Regions from separate parts of the Homo sapiens genome. Here region 2 is linked to region 1. Evidence: chromatin loops called from intact Hi-C (ENCODE). Cell type or tissue: endothelial cell of umbilical vein. All regions are shown on one strand. Each heading gives the region's core, and the rest is flanking DNA. Links, peaks and the distances in the headings are about the cores only. Region 1 overlaps CHRD (chordin). Region 2 has its middle 4.8 kb from the start of ABCC5.

The links. Hi-C counts contacts between places; a loop is a spot of excess contacts. Peaks named below come from ENCODE experiments on the same cell type or tissue, not always from the same donor. Only the 100,000 strongest peaks of a DNase experiment are listed, where the experiment ranks them.
Region 2: it touches region 1 in a loop (7-fold over the local background); 1 of 110 quality-filtered maps calls a loop at or near these places.

What each region holds. Positions count from the first base shown.
Region 1 is chr3:184,380,903-184,385,291 of GRCh38, forward strand. CHRD (chordin) reads left to right here. Exons shown (of 23, transcript NM_003741.4): 3 at 333-462; 4 at 594-722; 5 at 814-913; 6 at 1,031-1,118; 7 at 1,487-1,628; 8 at 1,732-1,872; 9 at 1,954-2,036; 10 at 2,114-2,261; 11 at 2,410-2,516; 12 at 2,621-2,740; 13 at 3,635-3,791; 14 at 4,116-4,336. Among named protein-coding and RNA genes, the nearest start is that of CHRD, 3.0 kb to the left of the region's middle. In endothelial cell of umbilical vein, for the core only: no CTCF peak of the experiment used is centred there; no DNase peak of the experiment used is centred there; H3K27me3 peaks cover 1,432 bases.
Region 2 is chr3:184,020,509-184,024,897 of GRCh38, forward strand. No RefSeq gene overlaps it. Among named protein-coding and RNA genes, the nearest start is that of ABCC5, 4.8 kb to the left of the region's middle. In endothelial cell of umbilical vein, for the core only: no CTCF peak of the experiment used is centred there; a DNase peak (open chromatin) is centred at 1,993; H3K27me3 peaks cover 593 bases.

The DNA.
Region 1 (4,389 bases), core at 90-4,089:
GTTGGGGATATTTTTCTGGTGGAGGAAGGGGAATCAGCCCCTCCAATTCTTAGGTGCTGTTACTGATCGCCCACTCTGTGTGAGGCTCTGTGCCAACTCCGTTTCGTTCCCTGCTCATCTAACTCTCATGGCAGCCTTGCTAGATAGAGAGTATTATTATCCCCATTTTCCAGACAGGGACCTTGAGGCCCAGAGAGATGAAGTAGCTTGTCTAGGGTCACGCAGCTTGTAAGTGGCAGAGCTGGCTGACTCTGCGGGACATCCTTGCCTGGGGGGGTCTCATCAGTTGGCATCTTGCACTCACTTGGGTTTCCCGCCTTTTCCGGGAGCAGCCTCAGTGGGGTCGCCGTACCAGGGGCCCTGGCAGGGTCAGCTGCAAGAACATCAAACCAGAGTGCCCAACCCCGGCCTGTGGGCAGCCGCGCCAGCTGCCGGGACACTGCTGCCAGACCTGCCCCCAGGGTAAGTCTTGCTCCGCCCTGCGGGGAGGGAGGCAGGGCCACGATACTAGGTCCCGGGCCACTTGGATGGGGCGTCGGACTGGCCTTTCCCATGGCCAGCTGAAGCCCGTGTTCTTACCCCCCCGCCCGCAGAGCGCAGCAGTTCGGAGCGGCAGCCGAGCGGCCTGTCCTTCGAGTATCCGCGGGACCCGGAGCATCGCAGTTATAGCGACCGCGGGGAGCCAGGCGCTGAGGAGCGGGCCCGTGGTGACGGCCACACGGGTAGGGGGCTGGCGAACAGCGGGGTTGTGGTTGAGGCTGGGCCACCAAAGCGGCGTTTGACAGTGCTCAGGCCATCTTCCTCCCGTCCCAGACTTCGTGGCGCTGCTGACAGGGCCGAGGTCGCAGGCGGTGGCACGAGCCCGAGTCTCGCTGCTGCGCTCTAGCCTCCGCTTCTCTATCTCCTACAGGCGGTGAGAAAGGGGAAGGAGCAAGGAGGGGTCAGCTGCCGGGGCCCGGGAGGGAAACTGGGAGAGCTGGGAGGGGCTGCTTTTGGCTCAGTCCGGCCTCACCCGACCTCTCATTCCCAGGCTGGACCGCCCTACCAGGATCCGCTTCTCAGACTCCAATGGCAGTGTCCTGTTTGAGCACCCTGCAGCCCCCACCCAAGATGGCCTGGTGAGATGATGCCATTTATGAGCACTTGCCCAGTCTGGGCACTGTGCCGAGAGCATGCTCTGCATTGCCTCCCGTGGTCCTCACCACAGCCCAGTGGGAGGAAGGCACTGACATTATGATGCCCATTTTACAGAAGGGGGAACTGAGGCTCAGTAGGATAATGTGATTTGTTCAAGGTCACACAGCTAGTAAGTGGTGCAGCCAGGATTGGAACCCAAGCATCTGGCTCCAGCGTTCTTTCTTAAGCTTCCTAGGGCACCCTGGAGGTTCCTTTCCATGTTCCTTTTTCATAAGCCCTGCCTGGGCATCCTAATTGGCCTAGCCTGCACAGTGTCTGAGCGTAGGGCCTTCTTGTCTCTCTGCTCCAGGTCTGTGGGGTGTGGCGGGCAGTGCCTCGGTTGTCTCTGCGGCTCCTTAGGGCAGAACAGCTGCATGTGGCACTTGTGACACTCACTCACCCTTCAGGGGAGGTCTGGGGGCCTCTCATCCGGCACCGGGCCCTGGCTGCAGGTAGGGAGCAAAGAGCCCCGGGCGTGAAGTTCTGAGTCTTCTCTATCACCCAGGAAAGGGGGGGAGGGTTTCTGACGGGCTCTCATCATCGTCCCTTCCCCAGAGACCTTCAGTGCCATCCTGACTCTAGAAGGCCCCCCACAGCAGGGCGTAGGGGGCATCACCCTGCTCACTCTCAGTGACACAGAGGACTCCTTGCATTTTTTGCTGCTCTTCCGAGGGCTGCTGGAACCCAGGAGTGGGGGTAAGTGGGATGGGGGCAAAACACGTGAGAAGGTTAGGGAGAGCACCTGTCTCAGAAAGGCCCACATGTGCGGCCTTGCAGGACTAACCCAGGTTCCCTTGAGGCTCCAGATTCTACACCAGGGGCAGCTACTGCGAGAACTTCAGGCCAATGTCTCAGCCCAGGTGAGTGGGGATCTGGCTCTCGCTGCCACCTGTCTTGGCCTCTTGCTATTGCCCATCACACCCTGCTCTGTCCCCAGGAACCAGGCTTTGCTGAGGTGCTGCCCAACCTGACAGTCCAGGAGATGGACTGGCTGGTGCTGGGGGAGCTGCAGATGGCCCTGGAGTGGGCAGGCAGGCCAGGGCTGCGCATCAGTGGACACATTGCTGCCAGGAAGAGCTGCGACGGTGAGGCGGGGGGGGGGCCTGGTGCGCCGGGCATGCACAACTGAGAGACACAGACAAGTGCCAGGGTGGGTGTGGGAGAGATCCTGTGGACTGGGGGTGTAAGCGGCCATGGGGTAAACCTAGCCTCACCTGTCTTGCCCCTCCGTAGTCCTGCAAAGTGTCCTTTGTGGGGCTGATGCCCTGATCCCAGTCCAGACGGGTGCTGCCGGCTCAGCCAGCCTCACGCTGCTAGGAAATGGCTCCCTGATCTATCAGGTAAGAGCCAGGGGCTGCAGAAGGTGGGGGAGGGGTGGCGTGGGCAGCAGGCCCCAGGCCTTTACTGCCTCTCCACTTTGCCCTCCTCCATCCCTGCCCATCAGGTGCAAGTGGTAGGGACAAGCAGTGAGGTGGTGGCCATGACACTGGAGACCAAGCCTCAGCGGAGGGATCAGCGCACTGTCCTGTGCCACATGGCTGGACTCCAGCCAGGAGGACACACGGTGAGGGCTCCAGGTGGAGCTGGACCCCAGGGCCCAATGCATGGGCTGTGGGAAGCCAGGTTGGATGAGCAGGGATGTTCATTATCATCCACTCACTCATGGGTTCTCCCACTCATTCATTTATTCATTTGACTTTTTTTTTTTTTTTTTTTTGAGATGGAGTCTGGCTCTGTCACCAGGCTGGAGTGCAGTGGTGTGATCTTGGCTTACTGCAACCTCTGCCTCCTGGGTTCAAGCGATTCTCCTGCCTCAGCCTCCCAAGTAGCTGGGACCACAGGTGTGCACCACCACACCCAGCTAATTTCTGTATTTTTAGTAGAGACGGGGTTTCACCGTGTTGGCCAGGATGGTCTTGATCTCTTGACCTCATGGTCCGCCCACTTCGGCCTCCCAAAGTGCTGGGATTACAGGCGAGAGCCACCGTGCCCGGCATGATTTGACATTTTTAGTGAGCCCCAGACTAGGGACTAGAGTACAAAGCAAATCATATGTGGCCCCTGTGCTTAGCAAGCTCACAGTCAAATGGGAGCATTGGACCTGGAGAACAGTGCCACAGGCCACATATTAGTAAATGTAATGGCAATGGTTGCTACTTATAGGGCCTTTCCATGTGCTAGGTGCTGCATTGGTGGCCTTACATAGTTTTTGGCTTTCACAGTATCCATTTGAGAGATGAGGAAGTGAAGACTTGGAGAAGTTAAGTTACTCTTGAAGGTTGTTACATAGCTAGGAAGCAGCAGGGGAGGGCCTTGAAACTGGGCCTGCCAGGTCCTTATCCTGTGTTTCTGGTGTGTGGAAGTGTGTGTGGGTGGAGTGGGGGCACAAAATGGTCCAAGACTTCAGAACCTTGGACTCGTGTGAGAGCTGAGAAGGCCTATCCTCCCCTGCCCCCAGGCCGTGGGTATCTGCCCTGGGCTGGGTGCCCGAGGGGCTCATATGCTGCTGCAGAATGAGCTCTTCCTGAACGTGGGCACCAAGGACTTCCCAGACGGAGAGCTTCGGGGGCACGTGGCTGCCCTGCCCTACTGTGGGCATAGCGCCCGCCATGACAGTGAGTGTCCTTAGGGGTCTGTCTGCCCTTTGGTTTCCTAGAACATTTGAGGGATGGTGGCAGACAGCCGGAGCCTGGTGTGTCTTTCTTTGTGCCTAAGCTCCGGTTGCCATCTGAAGGTGGGGACATATAGGGTGGCCCTGCTGGCGGACTCTTCCTGTTGCTGAGGTTCAAGGGTCTAAAACTTGCTGCTCTCCAGGCCCTGGACCTATGGACAGTGTCTTCCAGCTCGTGGAATGTGTGCTGGGGAGCTGGGAATGCTGGGTTTGAGGGCTTGCCCTAGGCCACCTTCTCACCTGTCATCTCTCCTCTGTCTGGACCCAGCGCTGCCCGTGCCCCTAGCAGGAGCCCTGGTGCTACCCCCTGTGAAGAGCCAAGCAGCAGGGCACGCCTGGCTTTCCTTGGATACCCACTGTCACCTGCACTATGAAGTGCTGCTGGCTGGGCTTGGTGGCTCAGAACAAGGCACTGTCACTGCCCACCTCCTTGGGCCTCCTGGAACGCCAGGGCCTCGGCGGCTGCTGAAGGGATTCTATGGCTCAGAGGTAAGGATGTGATGGTAGGCGGCAGCTTGGAACATTTCTGTTTTTTAGCTTGA
Region 2 (4,389 bases), core at 112-4,111, 360 kb before region 1:
TAGCCTCCAGAGCAGCTGGGATCACAGGCATGTCCCACCACACCTGGCTAATTTTTGTATTTTTAGTAAAGACGGGGTTTCACCATATTGTCCAGGCTGGTCTCGAACTCCTGAGCTCAAGTGATCGGCCCACCTCAGCCTCCCAAAGTGCTGGGATTACAGGAGTGAGCTACCGCGCCCGGCCAGAATTGTGGGTATTTCTAAATAATATTTATGTTGTGTAATGTACTAAACATATTCATTAAATATTTGGTAGAGATGCAGTGGAGCTAAAACAAACACGGTTCCAGCCCTCATGGGGCTTAGACTCCCAAATAAACACTAACCAGTATTTAAATGATAATTGTAGTAAGTGCAAGGAAAGGAGGTGTGTGTTTCATCTGAAGGAAGTAGGAGTGTGTGAAGTGAAGACAGTGGAAGTGGGCAGCAGAGACAGCAGTTGAAGCAGAGGAAACAATGAAGACCAGGTTGTGGTAGAATGAAGGGAGTATCTCCAAACATGTAGATCTTGTTACAGGTGTTTAGGAGCAAAAGGCAACCACTAAAAAGTTTTAAAAGGGTGAATATGTTAGGAGTTGAGAAATTAAATTTACATTTTGGGGCCGGGCGTGGTAACTCACAGCTTGTAATCCCAGCACTTTGGGAGGCTGAGGTGGGTGGATCACCTGAGGTCAGGAGTTCGAGAACAACCTGGCCAACATGGTGAAACCGCATCTCTACTAAAAATACAAACATTAGCTGGGCATGGTGGCACACACCTGTCATCCCAGCTGCTCGGGAGGCTGAGGCACGAGAATCCCTTGAACCCAGGAGGCAGAGGTTGCAGTGAACCGAGATCTGGCCACTGCACTCCAGCCTGGGTGATAAAGCAAGACTCAGTCTCAAAAAACAAACAAAAAAACAGAAAAAAAAATGTATCTTTTGGAAACTGCACTGTGGCTGGCAGACTGGGAAAGAATTTGAGACCACTAGAATGGGAGAGAAGGGGCCACCTAGGAGTGACTGTTGTTGTGTAGGAAAGAGATCATGGTGGCTTGGATTAAGGTTGTGATGGAAAAGATGGAGAGAAAAAGATGAACTCAAGAGAAATTTAAGAGGTGATATCAACAGAACATGTGGATAGATTAGATACAGGGCAATGAGAAAGAAATGTCAAGGGTAACATGTAGGTGGTTGTGGAACTGGATAGATGGTGGTCCATTCATTGGCAGAAGTGCTCTACTGCAATAGCCTGACACCGTCCTCTACCTAGCTTGTCTAGAACTAATGTCACATGCTAACAGTCACCCCATATCTGCTATGGTACTCACGTTGAATTCTTCTAACAGTTATCAAGACAGAAGCTCCCTTTGTAGTTCAATTTTTCAATGAAAGGCATTTTCATGGAATAAGACCTTTTTTAAAGTTAGTTAATAAATCAAGTTTTATATTTGTTTTTTGTTTTGTTTGTTTGTTTGTTTTTTGAGACATTGTTTCATTCTTGTTACCCAGGCTGGAGTGCAATGGCGCAGTCTCGGCTCACTGCAACCTCCGCCTCCCGGGTTCAAATGATTCTCCTGCCTCAGCCTCCCAAGTAGCTGGGATTACAGGCACCCACCACCATGCCCGGCTAATTTTTGTAGTTTTAGTAGAGACAGGGTTTCACCATGTTGGTCAGTCTGGTCTCAAACTCCTAACCTCAGGTGATCCGCCCTCCTCGGCCTCCCAAAGTGCTGGGATTTACAGGCGTGAACCACTGTGCCCAACCTAAGTTTTATATTTGACATCATGGAAACCATGTAGTGTGAAAGAATAATGCACTCTTTAATGGCCTCAGGCAAATTAGAAGACAAGAGAATTTAAGTTTTAAATAATGCCAGATGAAAGCCAGATGACATGACAGCATGTTATACAGCCAAAGGGTTCACATATTTTCATAGAGAAGCCAAGTCTTCCTAAAGTACACAGAAGTATAGGCATGTTATGAGCAGTCATATTGCACATTCATCATTATAAAGGAAAGCATTGCACATTTCCTTTGTGGTAACAACTTCCCTTGTTATTTCATTGTTACGTTACTTCATTAGTATGAAGTAGTTAGTATGAAGCGTTGCTTTTTAAATTTTTTTTTTCTTTTGAGACGGAGTTTCGCTCTGGAGTGCAATGGGGTAATCTTGGCTCACTACAACCTCCACCTCCCAGGTTCAAGCGATTCGCCTGCCTCGGTCTCCCTAGTAGCTGGGATTACAGGCGGATGCCACGACGCCCAGCTAATTTTTGTATTTTTAGTAGAGATGGTGTTTCACCATGTTGGTCAGGCTGGTTTCGAACTCCTGACCTCAGGTGATCTGCCTGCTCGGCCTCCCAAAGTGCTAGGATTACAGGCGTGAGCCACCATGCCTGGCCTGCTTTAAAAATTTTTTAAAGTACTCTTACATTGAGATGCACTATCAGATTCATTGGCCCAACAATAACAGATAGCTGTTCAAAAACTAGCTCCTTGTTAAAAACAGGAAAGAAATTGACAGCAATTATCTAATTTTAGCAAAACAATATTTGTAAATTAATTTCAACTTTATAGTGCTATAAGAACTATAAGCATAATGACTTTGCACACAGCTTTATGAACGGATTTATTTAAGTAATATTCTCATGTAAATAAGAAGTCAACATCAGGGGTTTGAGAGAATTGTTTCTCTTAAAAGGGGTCTGAGCCTTATTTGAGTTAGGGAAACACTGGGCTATAAAATAAAAGCAAACCTTGGCTGGGTATGCAAGGTCTTCCGTGATCTGGCCCTCAAAATACCACTGCCTCATCTCCTGTCACTCTCCTAGTCAAACCTGAGGTCCTGCCAACATTGTATTTTCCATGTTGTTATTCTAGCTGTTCCCTCTCTCCAGAACACCCTTCTAAATCTACTCAGCTAAAATAATAATCACAGCCCATAGGCAGGTCTTGGGATTTTAATCCTCCCAGAATGACAATTACTTACTTATTCAACGGAATAAAATGGTACAATATGTCTAACATCTCATGATGAGATGTATATGGAGAATTCTCCCACATTTTATTGTGAAGAATGGACTGAGCACCCACTACCTGAGAATCAACAGGATCCCTCTAAGCCAGAGAAGCAGGACCAATAGTCCAGAAAAAACAGAGCCTTCTCCAAAAAACAGGACTTGTCAGACAGAATGGTCAATCCCAGTCATTCCCCAATACTTCTCTTAAGCGTTTTGCTTGATAAATATGGACTTTTGACCAGAAGAAGAGAGAAACAACTCTGGTGTAAAGGTTGTTATCACTAGTAATCCCTCCCTCCTTCCCTCTCTCCCTCTCTTTCTGTCTTTCTCTCTTTCTTTCTTGAGGCAATCTCACCCTATCACCTAGGCTGAAGTACAGTGACATGATCTCGGCTCACTGCAACCTCTGCCTCCTGTGTTCAAGTGATTCTCCTGCCTCAGCCTCTGGAGTAGCTGGGATTACATGCATGCACCACCACGCCTGGCTAATTTTTGTATTTTTAGTAGAGACAGGGGTTTTGCCATATTGGCCAAGCTGGTCTCGAACTCCTGAACTCAAGTGATCCGCCCACTTCGGCCTCCCAAAGTGCTGGGATTATAGGCGAGAGCCACCGCACCTGGCAGGCTGCAGTTTCTTTCAATCAAAACAATTCAATTGTTGAGACCCTGAGGAAAAAATGTGTATTCTTAAAACAGAAATTGTGTACTTTATTGATTATAGGAGACCACCAGTGAGAAAAAATCAGCATTGCTTTTCAGCAACTAAAGTTGCCGTATAGGTGTATTTGATAAGTCGTGATACCAAAGCATCTTTTTAAACTTTCATCCTAATATTAGGTCTAGGTAGATGGCATGTGGCCCGCAGCTGTCAGGTCATTGATCTAAAGGAAAAGGGAAGAAAAGATTCCTCCTTGAGTCAGTCTAAGTTTAAATTGCTCAAGGATTCAGGGATTAAAATTTATGTCTGTTTTACTTTCTACTTGCTTGCAGCTTATAGTTTTCAACAATCTTTAGGTTTTAAAATACTTATCAGGTTTTTAAAAATTTCTTCATTTATTTGTATATATGCTATTTGCATTTTATATTCTATATGTAGCATATTTGAGATAATTTTTTCAAGTTTTTTTCTAGATTCCTATTTACTTAAAACAGTATTTCCACAAAATAACCCATGAAATACTAGCCCTGCAAGATATTCTGAAAAAAAGGGAGAATTTCCAAAATCAAAAAGGTTTGGAAAATTGTGTATATCATAGTCAAAATTTACTTTAATATATTAGCTAGGCCAAGTGCAGTGGCTCATGCCTGTAATTTCAGCATTTTGGGAGGCTGAGGCAGGAGGATTTCTAGGAGCCCAGGAGTTTAAGACCAGCCTGGGCAACATAG